3 separate regions of the Homo sapiens genome follow, and all the other regions are linked to region 1. The links are chromatin contacts, found by Hi-C or POLR2A ChIA-PET in ENCODE. All regions are on one chromosome and are shown on one strand. Each heading gives the region's core, a stretch centred on a gene start or an enhancer-like site at or near the end of the contact. The rest is flanking DNA. Distances are from core to core; before and after follow the strand shown. Region 1 has its middle 160 kb from the start of LINC00332. Region 2 holds the start of ELF1 (E74 like ETS transcription factor 1). Region 3 overlaps FOXO1 (forkhead box O1).

Region 1 (4,574 bases), core at 1,291-3,790:
GCACCAAAATGCAATATCCCATTCAGGAGGAAAAGCTTCATGGTTTTTTTGCTTGTCTGTTTTTATGTGGGGCAGGGGGGGATTTTTTTGTTTGTTTGTTTTCTTTTTGAATCCACTGTTTTTGGACTTTCAAAAGTAGTAAAAGCAGCATGTTTTAAAACACTTGAACTTAGCTCAAAGAAATGGTGTCATTTCATCCTGATAGAAATCTCTTCCAGAAAAGACTATCTGAGCTACTCTGGAAATGAACGGAATTCCTTCAATTACGTCTGAATTTATAAAAATCTGAGAGAAAACTCAAGTTTACCAAGAATGCATTCTTGCTTGCATGGTGTTCCTTCCACATGATGCATTGTTACCAATAAGGATGCCATGCATGCCTTTCAGCCACCCATTGCTTATTGGAGAAAGAACTGACATCAGATGAGAAGGAAAGATCTACAAATTTAGTTGTTTTTTTTTCTGTTTCTTTTTTGCCATTTAGACTTCATTTTATCATAATTTTAGGGTTTTTAAAATTGTATAACATGGTTTTGTACTGGTAAATTTTCTTTTTTATGTAACAATTCTTTATTATAGGTATGTACTGATTGCTAAGGACTAGTAATTCAAGCATAAAGGAGGAAGGTTTTATTTTTATTTCAAGGACTTAATGGGCTATTGAAGGGGATGTACAGTGATGACACTGTACGTCACTGAGCCAGTGATGACAATACCAAAATAATGACTGCCTCAGTATAAGGCATGTGCAACAGTGGGAGGCTGGAGTGAAGGGACGGCTGCATACTCCATGGGGAATAGACATATCAGGGGTTGCCACGAAAATGTTTTTTCTTTTCTTTTTTTTTTTTGAGATGGAGCCTCACTCTGTCACCCAGGTTGGAGTGCAGAGGTGCAATCTCGGCTCACTGCAACCTCTGCTTCTCGGGTTCAAGCGATTCTCCTGCCTCAGCCTCCTGAGTAGCTGGGATTATAGGTGCCTGCCACCACACTGGCTACTTTTTGTAACTTTAGTACAGGCAGGGTTTCACTATGTTGGCCAGGCTGGTCTTGGATTCCTGACCTCAGGTGATCTGCCTGCCTCAGCCTCCCAGAGTGCTGGGATTATAGGTGTGAGCCACCATGCCTGGCCAGAAAATGTTATTTTTCCATGAAAATCCCTGTGGTGATAATTGTAAGATAAATGATCCAAAGGCATATATTAAAATTCATTTTGAGAGCCCATCATATAATAAACTTTCTGTGGGTAAGGCTGTGGATATTAAAAAATATAACATATTCATTCATTTGTTGCCAGGAGGTTTAATTTATTTTCTTCCTTCTTAATAAAGTAGAAGGAAAAAACATCCATGTTTATACGATGTCACTGCAGTTCAAAATAAGACTCATTAATTATCAGAATGAGTGGCCACTGAGCAATCTGCTCCAGTGAGTGGCTTGCACAGCTCACTGGAGTTTATGTTACATTTGGCCATTTACGCACTCACTTTCCAGAAAGCCCACTTTACTTGTGAGCTAAGTCAGATCCCCAAAAATGGATCTTCTTATGTTGAAGTTGACTGATCTTCCAAGATGGATGAATTTTTAATAAACTGATGAGAAGTCCTGTTTGCGATACATTGTTGATCATCACTCAGCCCCAAATGACTGGAAAGGTTATTTAGGGACTCAGGAAGCCCCAGCATAAGCAAATACCATAGGTACAAGCCCTTAAAATCAAAATGCCTAGATGTTAAATCAATGTCCCTATTATTGTTTCACATGGGACTCTGGTGACATTTCTAGAGAAGGAATGATTCTTGGCACTTTTCTTAGAAGAATGCCCTCTGCTTGTCGCTGGCTAGATGAGGGAGCATCTGCTATCCAGCTAACAAGGCAGGGGTCAGCAGGAGAACAGACTGGGGAGGCCGGGGATATGGGAAGGGTCCTCTCTGCAGCTGCTCTGTGGGGCAGGCGTGTCCTGATGACAGGGTGTCCTCAGCTGGAGCCATGGGGGAAAGAAGCAAGGCACGTCTCCTGGGTTTCCCCTTAAGTTCCAGTGAAGAGAAATTCAAAATACTTTCATTTTCCTACTAACCACACTTCTTCTGTGGGGAAATATGAGTGCTTCATAGCACCTACAGGACAACACCTCTTGTAGATATCAATTTGGAAGCTTCATCTCTTTGAGAAGTTGCAGGATAAAACAGCATTTTTAATAATCTCTTTGATAATAATCATTTGGCCCTGCATAATATATACATATATACTGTACATATGTATTATATATACACAATTTATGTATATGTTTTTATATGTGTGTGTGTTTACACATACACACAGAGATAAAATGAGAAAGACCAGAGGCAGAGAGAGAGACACACACACACACACACACACAGAGAAACACACTCTTTGATGATGATGAGCCAGATACCACAAAGGAAAAGGTTTCTGCCTACAGGTCTAGGACTATTGATGAGTAAATTCTGTTCTTTCCTTCCCACCGTAATCAGCCCTTGGTTGAGCAAATCTTGAGGGTTGAATAGGGTTTCACTTTCAACCTCACGCGGACAGAAATGGTCATGATTCACCTAAATTCCCTGTGAACAGAAACAGGCTGGCTTCTCACACCTCCAGTGAAGGCTGGACGGTGGTGGTAGGCTGCTCTTATCTCAATTTCAAGTTCTTTTGCCTCATTTCATGCCATTGAAAACATCATTTGGATTGGCCATCTGCACCCTGAATGACATCCGCATTTTACCCACTGACATGGAGCAGCCACAGCTGATTAATAGAGCCAGAATTCCTCATGTGGACCAATTTGCTATGCAGTTGTCAAGGAGTCAAAACCCAGCTTAGCTGTGTAGTGGTTTGAGAATGGTCATCTTTCAATGCTATAACAAAAATTAAAACTCTACTAATAGCTGAGCCCTGGATTTCTGTTGAGAATTCTGCTCAGTTTCATGTTAGGGTAATTTGCCTAAATGGGCTCAACCTTAACAGACAAGAATGTCCAAGAACAAGCTGGATGCTAATGTTTTGTTCTGAAAGAATGTTAAAGAATTTTTTTTAAATAAAAAGGTCTTGTTAATAATCCTTTTTTAAAAATAATTTCAACTTGTATTTTAGATTCAGAGGGTACATGTGCAGGCTTGTTACATGGGTATATTACGTGATGCTGAGGTTTGGGGTATGAATGATCCCATCACCCAGGTACTAAGCATAGTACCCAACAGTTAGTTCCTCAGCCCTTGGTGACCTCCCTCCCCCATCTAGTAGTCACCAGCATCTATTATTCCTATCTTTATGTCCATGAGTATGCGATGTTTAGCTCCCACTTATGAGTGAGAACATATGATATTTAGTTTTCTGTTCCTGCACTAACTCAGTTAGGATAATGACCTCCAGCTGCAACAGTGTTCCTGCAAAGGACCTTATCTGTCAATGACATTGCTAGCTTTTCTGAGATAGGCAACTCAGAGGAGTATGTGATTTCAGGCTTGGGATCGTTTGGTTCCAAGTAGCAGAAACTCACCAAGGAGTGTTTGCTAAAAAGTGGGATTTGTTGAAAGGATATGAGGTTAGAGGAGCAGAAGGTCTGGATGAAGACCTGGAGTAGAGTCAGGAACCAAGGCAATGCCTCCCAGCATCACTCCCTGGGGGTCAAGCAGCTGCTCATCCCCACTTCTCTCTGGATATCAGCATTATTTTTCTCTCTTCGCAGACTGTTTTTTCCTGATTTTCTGGAAGAGTGTCAGAAATGTGTTGCCTAACCCTTGTCTCTGCATCGTTCCCCAGTCTCAGGCTCCCAACCAACTGACCTGTCCCAAGAGAGACAGACACTAGTAGGTCCAGCTTAATTAGAGATTGGCTTCCTTGATCCACCTTTGACTCAGCTAACTATGGCCAGGGGCTAGCATCATTTGAGTGATCTGGCTCCTGGTGTCCAGTCCTGTGCAGGGGGAGGCATTTCTTTCAGAAAAGGGAGGTTTGGGCTACACGAACACCCTTGAAGCAGCCTCCTGTAGTTGTCATTCTAGGAAGGGGCTTAAATCGATTCATAGACATTGTAGAATTTATTCTAAGGGTAGCAAAATGAGCAAAACTGTTTCACAGATAGGAAAATGAAGGCAAAGAGTTGTCAGGAAATTGCCAAAGTCAGTTTGAAACCTGAGTTGCTGACTCCTGATTCAGGCTTGACTATGTCAAGTATTTCTTTCTTGCACTGTGAAGGCTGGCTGGCTGTGGATGCTTCATGGCTTTCAGAAAGGGGTAGTGGAGTTTGCCCAAATAATCTGCAATAAAGCAGAGCAAAAAATCTAATAGATTTGTGGCTCATGCCATATCATTTAACAAATAAACCATCTCTTCCCCAAAATACAGGCTGGCTCACCAGGGAGTGGCCTGGTCCCTTGAGCATGTGTTCTTTCCAGATCAAATGGTGGTGGTTCAGCTCAGTCTGGGTGAGCCTGGCATTTTTTCATCAATAAAGAAGACCTGTTAAAATTAATGTTGAAATAGTCTCCCATCATTCTGAAAGTATGCACTTTGCTCATCTGAAAAATATAATCAACCTGCCAGTTTCTAAGTTG
Region 2 (4,574 bases), core at 1,376-3,875, 990 kb before region 1:
TAGTCGCTCCATGTTCTCATCAACACTTGGTATTATTGGTGGTTTTTGTTTTGTTTTGTTGTGGTGGTGTCACATTAATTTGCATTTCCCTATTGAGTATTGATGTTGAGATATTTTCATGTACTTTTTTTGCCATCTGTATGACTTCTTTAGTGAAGTGTCTATTCAGATTTGACCATTTAAAAAACTGGATTGTTTTCCTATTTTTGAGTTGTGAAAGTGCTTTATGTAGTCTGGATAGCAGTGTGTGGACTTATTTTAATCCTCATAATCTGTGTGGTAGATACTATTAGGCTAAATGATAGATAAATAAGTTATGATGCAGGATTGTTAAGTAATTGCCCAAGATTACATAGCTAATAGGTAGCAGAGCTGGGATTGAAACCCAAGTAGATTGACTAGAACCTGTGTCAAACTGTTTGCCTTTTTTTTTCTCTTTGATCCTCTCATATGCAGAGATTGACTTATTGGGGCTGTAAATAGAACAAGGATCCAGTTCCTGTAGGTGATAGAATAATGCTAATAGGGATACCCCTGGGCAGAGGGATAATATATTGTAATGGCAGCTCTGGAGTCATCTCCTTAGGAACAGCTAAGATATTTGTTTCTGTTGAAGAGGTGTAATTATTTTCCCTTTAATTCTCTTCACATTACTGGTGGCCAGAGTACTTCCTTTAAATTATGTTTGGAATATTTGCCATTATTAAGTAATGAGGTGCATTATATAAATGGATTTTCTCAATAGCAGAAGCTTATCCTTTTAGATACCTGTTCTACATAAAACATCTCACACACTTGATGTTACACACTTTGGCTTTCGAAGGCCTGTCTTAAACTAATGCTGACTTGGAGACACTTAGTGTATGGTAATATACTTAGGGAATATTACAACTTACTGACCTTATATAATGGCTTCATATCTGAATACTTTTAAAGTTATGTTTATTTTTAGTTTTGTAAGGTGGGTTTTTTTAATGTCATTATCAGCTATTTCACTTTTTCTGACATCCTTTTATAATACTGTTGCCCTCTTTTACCTGTTACAGTTTTTATTTCTAATTAGCCAAAAGAAGATAATCAAATTGTTAGGTTTACATTCATGTTATCTAAAATAAATTTCAGATATGGAAAATTACCTGGGGGGAACTTTCCAGGGAACAAGTGAATCTCCCGTGACTGCTCAGCGGACCTTGTTTCTTGGTGCATGGGCTCTGAATAGTCATTTTGTGTAAGTGAACTAAAGTAAGCTAAATATGACATTTGACAGGAGAAAACATGGTCTATATTTCTTTTTAATAAATTTTTAATTAACAGTTTGTAAAACCATGGAGATTATTTTTCAGTAAAAGGATAAACCAAGCAATCTTCAGTGTAAGGAATAAATAGACAGCAGGCAGAAAGTTGGTTCACAATCATTGCTGTTTTGCAGCATTTTGTAAAGTTCCTAAGTCAGTGACAGCTTGTGCTCTCAACTATGCCTCTGGTAAGCCAGAATAAACTCCCAACTAATTAACTAAAGGGAGAAAACCTTGCTAAATCCTATTTACTTTTTGTAAGATACCAGGACGAAGGCTATCTATTGAGTTGCATTTATCATTTCAAGCGCTTTGGAAGTACTTAGTGCTTTCAAGCCATTTTGATTAATTTAAGCTCTTAGAATAAATTAATAAGTATTCACCCAGAGGCCAGAATAAGTAGGTGTAGTAATATTTCAGTGGCTTGGGCACTTTGTCAGATGTATTCTGACTTGGAAGGCAGAGCTTCACTGGCCACAGTTGTCCCCTTAGGTTGGCCTTGCCACAATTGCAGTGGAGCTGTAGCAGGGTGCCTGGCACAAGAGGCTTGAAATACATGTAGAAAATTTTGCTTGAAAGGTAAGTCAAACTGTAGCTATCATTTGGAAGTAGTAGAGTTATGAACTATGATCGTACCAATACTTTTTTAAAAGGGTTTTATCAAGCTTGCAGTTTATTTAAAATCATTTTGCTTTGTTGGACTTTAAATTCCTAACATTGGAGTGTGGGTTTTTAAAAATTCTGTAAACCAGTTTAATTCACACTTATTTTTCCACTGAACTTTGAATTTTCTAGTGGATTTTATCTGTTTAGTGAACTTACAGATCTGCATCTGGCTTTGTAGTTTGCTAGCCTTTCCAGACTACATAGCAATATATCTCTTTCATATGAGGGTTAATGAGTAGCCAGATTACACTCACCAGTCCATTGTTACATTAAGAGCCACAGAGTTTGCTATCTCCCTTCCATCCCCTTTCATACTTTTTTCCTTTCACAGTTTTATTTGATATAGTAAAGCAACTTTTAAAAATTGAGATTTTTATATTTTAAAACAATATATAGTTTTTAATTTTGCTCCCTTGTAGGTTCTTACTCTATTTTATTGTTAGTTTTAAATTATGGCAATTAATATGAGCTTAGTAATGGTCTAATCAAGGTAGATCTTGCTCCTTGCCTCTTCATCCCCACTTTCCTATACCGTTTTTACCTGCAGATTTGCATGTTTGACCTAGCAGAATAATTGGGTCCACAGCAACATGGGCGTGCCTCCCTTAGAAACACTTGGTTTCATGTATGACTCATAAGCTGAAGCACAGACACCACTTCCCCAATCTACAGGAGCCATTTTAACAGCTAAAACTTGTCGGATTGCTTTTTATTTTCAAGCTCAAAAGACGATAGAGAAAGAATACTTGAAGGTAACTTGTTACAATTTTGTATGTTTGCTTCTGGCTTTTTCTTGAGCTGATAAACAGAGGGTGGTTCTTACCTGTTGAAGAACATGGCTGAATGTGTTCTTTAACCCTCTGATAAAATGTGTGTGGTCAGTCACATGCCTGATTGAACTTAATTGCTAGGGGGAAACAAAGCACTGAAATTCTGGAAAGTTTTAGATCTTCTTGCTAAAGCATTTTGTATGTCTTTGTGATTTTTTTTCTATGTAATTTAAGAATAAAAGAGGTTTTTTGTTTGTTTATTTGTTTTTAAGTACCACAAAGCAAACTAAGGTCAAATTTTAATTTAAAAAACCTAATTGTATTTTTTGGGGTAGTTGAAGTTACAGTTAAGTAAACCGTATTATTCCTGTGTGATATAGATGTTAAATATCCAGGGGCAGTGGCTTTGTTTTGGCATTTTAGCTAAGGGTGAAGTTTTGGGACAACTCAGCCATAGGTGTTGCTCATTGACTGTTATTTATTTATTTTTTTCTCCCTCTCTGTTTTTTAAAGTTAATGAAATTATATTAAATGTTTCATTTTGGAAACCCAATGGAAATTTAAATGAATTGTTATTTAGATAATAAGTAAAAATGAATATTAGATTATTTAGATAACAAGTAAAAGTGAATATTAAATAGAGGAAGAAAGACTAGAATGATTCATTTACTATTAGAAAAAAATGAAGTTTTATAATTCACACTGAAAACTTGTTCTGAGTAACAACCTTAGAAGTAAAGCTGTCTTCTAAGGAAACGTAGTTATTTCAATTTTGTGTAAAAAGAAAAAGTGATGAGTATTGGCCTTCCTTTTGTATTACTGTTCTTAAAATTTGCCTGCCTTGAATTAAAAACCTTCTGTAAATGAAAAGATTGCTCAGTCTTTTCCTGAAGTACTTGTCATTGTAGTTATGAGATTTTGGCTGGCAAGTATACATCCTACTGTGCCTTAAAGTTCTAGGTGCTCTGTAAAGATGAGTGCAGTAGTATTTTATTTCTGAAACATATTTATGAAGATAAAATTGGAATATGCAGTGATTCCAAAAAATAAAGTTTTTGGATATAAAACTTGCCAAATCATTTCTTGTTGACCAAAATGATATTTAGCTAGTTCTTTGAGAATTTGCTATGCACTTACTAAGTGCTTGAAGGCCTGTCAGATTAAAGGGAAGAGACAAAGGCAATCAGTTATTATTTCTTACTCTTTTGTAAGGATTGTTGATATTAACAGATCTCAATTTTGCGGTCTTACAAGAAAGACACAGCGGACATTTTACCAATTCAGCTGAGCCATTTGCTATCATCTTTGTTTGCATATTGCTGGTTTAGTCAGCCTTTGAGTAAGCAAAAGCTGTATTTACTTCTAGTCTGGTCTGTGTGAAAAATCTAATGAAGACTTTTCTATTTTTTTTTTTAACTTTTTTAAGGTGGTGATCCATAAGAGAAAAATCAAGAGGCACACAAATAAGCGGCATAATTAAGATCTTATTTATTAAAGAGAAGTAGAGGAATTTGGTTTCTTAAATTTAAGAAGCTGGTACAGTTAAAGTAGTATAGATATTGTTTATGTATTTTCTTACGTGATAGAGACTGAAGTGGAGTTTCAAGGAGAAGGGAGAAGGGGGGGTAAAAAGAAGAGAACCAAGAAAAGACCAGAACAATTTATTAAGTATTTCCCTCTCCACGTTTTTCCTTCCATAAGATTGAATGTAAGTTTGAACTGACCCATCAGAATTAAATTTAGAATTAGTGATTTATAGAACTTTAGTGCTGAAAGTGACTGAAGATTGTCCAACTGCCTCACTTTTATAGATGAAGAAACAGTGGCCCACAGAGGTCCTGTG
Region 3 (4,574 bases), core at 1,227-3,726, 560 kb before region 1:
TCAATTAGTTTGTCTGGAATTTAGTAAGCGGAGTGCTGGAGATTGGAGATCAGAGTAGCATGAAGATTGAATAAGATGGGGATTGCACATTCTGGTTTACCCAGTTTGGAAGAGTAATGCATAGGTAATATACAGGTTGTGTTGATGGGTGAGGATACAGATGTCACAGTTTGTGAGAATTCAAGTGTAGTGATTTATTTCATTTAATCTACTGGCAGAGCTCTAATTTACTTATGGAGCTGTAGAAACAAAAAATTTCTAATAGGGCTGAGTGCGGTGGCTCACGTCTGTAATCTCAGCACTTTGGGAGGTCAAGGCGGGTGGATCACTTGAGGCCCGGAACTCGAGACCAGCCTGACCAACATCATGAGACCCTGTCTCTACTAAGAATGCAAAAATTAGCCTGGCGTGGTGGCACACAGCTGTAAAAATATCTCAGCTACTCAGGAGGCTGAGGTATGAGAATTGCTTGGACCTGGGAGGTGGAGGTTGCAGTGAGCCAAGATCGAGCCACCTCACTCTAGCCTGGGCGATAGAGTGAGACTCTGTCTCAAAAAATATATATATTTTTAGTAGTTTTTGCTATAGTTTTATGAAAGTAACAAGACTAGTAAAATTATAAAACAATTGGCCTTTATGGTCTAAAGCGTTCTTATTTATAGCCACCCAGAATGTATCATCTGCTAGTCTCCACTCTGCTGTCTGTCCTTTCCATCATCCCTCTTGGGCGCCCTACCTGGCTGGCCTGCCCAGTAAGTATGGCACCAGGTTTCCTGTTCTGGGCCTCTGGCTGCTTTGTACTTCTCCATTCCTGGAGGTCTCTGGACCTTCAGCTGCTCAAAATTCAATTGCACCAACTTTGACTGAAGTGCACTGCTGATGATCCTTCTCTTTGTGAGCCTTGCCTCTTCCCTATGAGCTACTTTCTGCCTAGACCTCCTCATGGTGCCGTGTCCAGAACGTGGGAGCCACCCGGCTAGGAAACTCAACACTGCTGCCCTCCTAGCAGTAGCAGCAAGCTACAGCTTGCCCCCTTTCAAGGTGTTTGACCCTGTTGGATTTCTCATTGCTCCCCTTCTTGCTTTGTATTTTTTTTGGCAGGAAGAGTCTCTTTTATTTCTGAGCTGATTTGCAGATCAGAAACGATGGACCTCTGTTGAACTCTGAAGCAGTCCTCCCTCTCCACTTGGGACTGCTAGTCCTCTTGCCTTTGGTATAAAGGGGTCCTCCATCTGTCCCCAGGCCCCATCCTCCGAGAGGCCTTCCAGAACCTGAGCATTGTGTTTTTCTTTTTCAATACTTTAGTACCTTAGAAACCAGAAAGTGATAAATGAGGAGAGTAGGTATGAAGTAGAAGAGGATTTTGATGGCCAGCTCGTAAAGTGTAGCGTTAAGTGAAACATTGTGATGTGAACAATTTGGTATTTTTGAAAGTCCTAATGCTACTTGTACCAGGTGAAATGTTTAAATCTCTCTCAAGCCCCTAGCATTTTGATATTCTTAAAAAAGAAAAAAAAAGCCACACAGAAGGCATTAGTCCAGCGTGGTATGTTATTGAAACTGGAACGATATTGCAGCATATCTCCACATCTCCCGTTGACGGCAAAGCTGAGCCAGTGAAACAGGTGTGAGCCTTTGAGACTGCTGGGATAACCCATGCTGTGGAGATGGAAAACTAAACTTTTGAGTGAGTTTTCTGGTTTATTGGGATTCATCCTTGGTATATCAGCAGTTGTGGTTTCAAGGTTCCATATTTTAGTTCTTGTTCCACTTGATGGAACACTTGACATCTATCCTCTTCTGTAACTCCGCAAGAGGGGCATTTGGTTAATGGTCATTTTGGAAAGAAAGCTATTTTGGGGACAGTAATTGCCTGGAGTCTTTATGTAAGAAGAGACCGAAGAGTCTTAGCAAGGAGAAGGTTTCTGTTTGCGGCATTTGGCCCATAGTATAGTACACATTCCTGTTGTGTTGTTTTGTTTGCATCATTGGGCTTAGATGTTATTAGATATTACTAGTCTAATCCAATTCCTTGTTCTTGGAGAATAGGTTTCTTGTTTATCTGAATGGCTTTTCTTTGCGTCACTATGCCAGAATAGTCATTCTTGGACAGAAATGATGGTTTTAAAATCTCTCTTACATTTTAAGACCTGCTCTAGGGGTTGTAAAATAGTACTGCTGTTATTGGGAGGAGTTGGGTAGGGGCCACAGCAGCAGGGAGAGAGAGGCTCCCATCGTACAAACTTGCAGACTTTTATTAAAACGTATTTATTGATTGCAAATTATGTCAACAGAGTGAGGCTTTGGTAACTCTTCAAGTTACTAGTGTTTCCTTCTTTGCATAGTTGTTTCCCATCACCCTTTAAACATCTGCTGCTTCTGGTCTTGTCCAGTCATGCTTGAGTGATCAGCCCCAGAAGTCTGACAGCTCTTCCTGTCTTGACTCAGGACAGTCCAGGACAGCTGAGCTCCCTGCACTGAAACAATGGGACTCCTGAAAACTGCTCTGCTGTTGACATGAGAAGCACATTTCCTCTTTCTTAACTTCCAGAAAGTTACTGTGGTGGCTTTGAAATTTGTTCTGAAACAATAAGCTCAAAGGATTCTGTTAATCTATTCTGATTAATTTAGGAGGCAGCAGCATTCATTATTTGACTTATGTTAGTGGTTAATTAACCAAAGTAGAACATGTTCACTTTTTATAAATTAAATGCTGATAGAGTAACAAAGACGAAATATTTTACAACACAGATCCTTGAATTTGACTCTGAAATATTCTGTTATTTTGCAGCAGTTTCCGGTTTTAGTGACACTTACATACTGTTTCTATTATTAGCAAGTTTTGAATTTAAGTAACTTGAAATGGATATGAAAGTTGTTTCTATAAATAATACAGACTGTACTCATGTGAGAGTTTTTTTTCTTTAATTTCATTGTTGGCCTTGATTGGGGAGAAGATTTATATTTTATGCCAGTCTTTTCTTGTTTAGAATTGGCAAGAATTGGATTGAGTTGTATTAAACTGTTTATGTGAATAGATAGTTACTTTTGAGATGTCTTTGAATGTAGAATATTCTTGCAGCCATTTCTTGATGGTCTGCCTTGACTGTCTTATGGACAGTTGGCATCAGTGACACTTTCATTTATTTACTTATTTATTTTTTTTTAGACAGAGTCTCGCTCTGTCGCCCAGGCTGGAATGCAGTCGTTCGATCTCAGGCTCACTGCAACCTCTGCCTGCTGGATTCAAGTGATTCTTGTGCCTCAGCCTCCAAAGTAGCCGGGATTACAGGCATGCACCACTATGCCTGGCTAATTTTTGCATTTTTAATAGAGATGGGGTTTTACCATGTTGGCCAGGCTGGTCTTGAACTCCTGACTTCCAGCAATCTGCCCACCTCGGCCTCCCAAAGTGCTGGGATTACAGGAGTGAGTCATCACTCCTGGTCAATCAGTGACACTTTTAAATCACTTGTGTCCTTGACTCTTTTTATGTTGTCTTTATGAGGGACAGGCCCTTTATTCTACCAAGGAGACCTCCATAGTTGCTCATTCTGAATTCTTTCAGGAAGATTTGGTTGAGGGTTGTTCATTAGGCTGGGGCCTCTGCCGGGGTGGGTTGAGATTAGATGGATAACAGGAAAATAATCATAGTGCTTCCCAGCCCCTGTAAGTGAGGGGTCTTCTTAGGATAACTTTTTGGCTTGGAGTAAATGTCCCCCCCAAAATCTTAAACTCAGTTTAAGGGTGAAAACTTAAATATAATTTGTTCCTGGACTTTGGGATTCTGTGAACATTTGTTTGCTTCTGTTAGTGATGGTTATGGAGGGTTTAACCGCCCACATTTTCACTACCTTTTTAGCCCAATAAATGGAAAAAGAAAAGGTAGGCAGGGAATTTTGTTCCACTTAAAACATCAGTTGGCCTGTTCGGATTCAGGTGACTCAAGGTTTGGTAATGAAGCTAGAGAAGTCTTGTGCAGATACACTCAAACTTCCTGACTGTGCAGTTCAGGGAATTGTAAGTAGAGCCTGAGCAAGGAACACCTTGATTGTTGGAGAGGAAAGGTGGAAGATGAGCACTCCCTAATCCTCCTCTACTCAGTTTCTTTAGGGTTAAATGGGCATTTATTTAAATGTAGGATTCTGCTTGCCTGAACTCCCAAGGTTCTGTTAATTGAATTGAATCCTTTCTATCCTGGGCTTCCTCCCGCACCATAGCAGATGTGAGGATATGGAGCATAATGCAGTAGTGCTCTGTACTCTGTGTTATGCAATTTGAAAAGTGCCGTTCTAGCCCGAAAATGTTAGTGCATTGACTCTCTTTCACATGAAAGGCCTTAAAGTTTACCCCTGGAAGTCAACCTAGGGTGGCACAGAGGCAGAGACCCATTACCACCATCAACCCTCTGGCCCTTTTAAAAGGTGGGGAGAGGCTACTGTGAACACTGAAGACAGCACTTTAGTTGGATGGACTTCATAATTAATGTCTCATTAAGTGAAGACTTCCGTTTCATTTGGCTTTCCAGACCATTCGGTAGAAATGCAGAGGAATGGAGGGAGAACAGTGCATCT

The links. A loop is a pair of places that touch in the nucleus more often than their neighbours do. ChIA-PET counts read pairs that join two places held with the same protein, here RNA polymerase II (POLR2A). Pooled maps may share reads with other maps.
Region 2: a pooled map shows a loop between it and region 1 (2.2-fold over the local background). The contact joins the promoter of ELF1 here to the enhancer-like site in region 1. A Hi-C loop is called at or near these places in 6 of 50 pooled maps. POLR2A ChIA-PET finds 5 or more read pairs at or near these places in 2 of 52 experiments (MCF 10A and activated CD4-positive, alpha-beta T cell).
Region 3: a map with no recorded cell type shows a loop between it and region 1 (10-fold over the local background). The contact joins two enhancer-like sites. A Hi-C loop is called at or near these places in 10 of 37 single-sample maps with no recorded cell type and 9 of 50 pooled maps.

What each region holds. Positions count from the first base shown.
Region 1 is chr13:40,024,362-40,028,935 of GRCh38, reverse strand. No RefSeq gene overlaps it. Among named protein-coding and RNA genes, the nearest start is that of LINC00332, 160 kb to the left of the region's middle. Within about 2 kb of position 2,540, at least 2 of the 41 ENCODE cell types and tissues checked have a DNase peak (open chromatin) inside an H3K27ac peak, as active enhancers do.
Region 2 is chr13:41,017,367-41,021,940 of GRCh38, reverse strand. It overlaps ELF1 (E74 like ETS transcription factor 1), which reads left to right and starts at 2,625. Exons shown (of 9, transcript NM_172373.4): 1 at 2,625-2,713. RefSeq lists an enhancer at 2,631-2,740.
Region 3 is chr13:40,587,698-40,592,271 of GRCh38, reverse strand. The region is part of intron 1 of FOXO1 (forkhead box O1); the gene reads left to right. Among named protein-coding and RNA genes, the nearest start is that of FOXO1, 77 kb to the left of the region's middle. RefSeq lists enhancers at 2,254-2,493, 2,504-2,563. Within about 2 kb of position 2,476, at least 20 of the 41 ENCODE cell types and tissues checked have a DNase peak (open chromatin) inside an H3K27ac peak, as active enhancers do.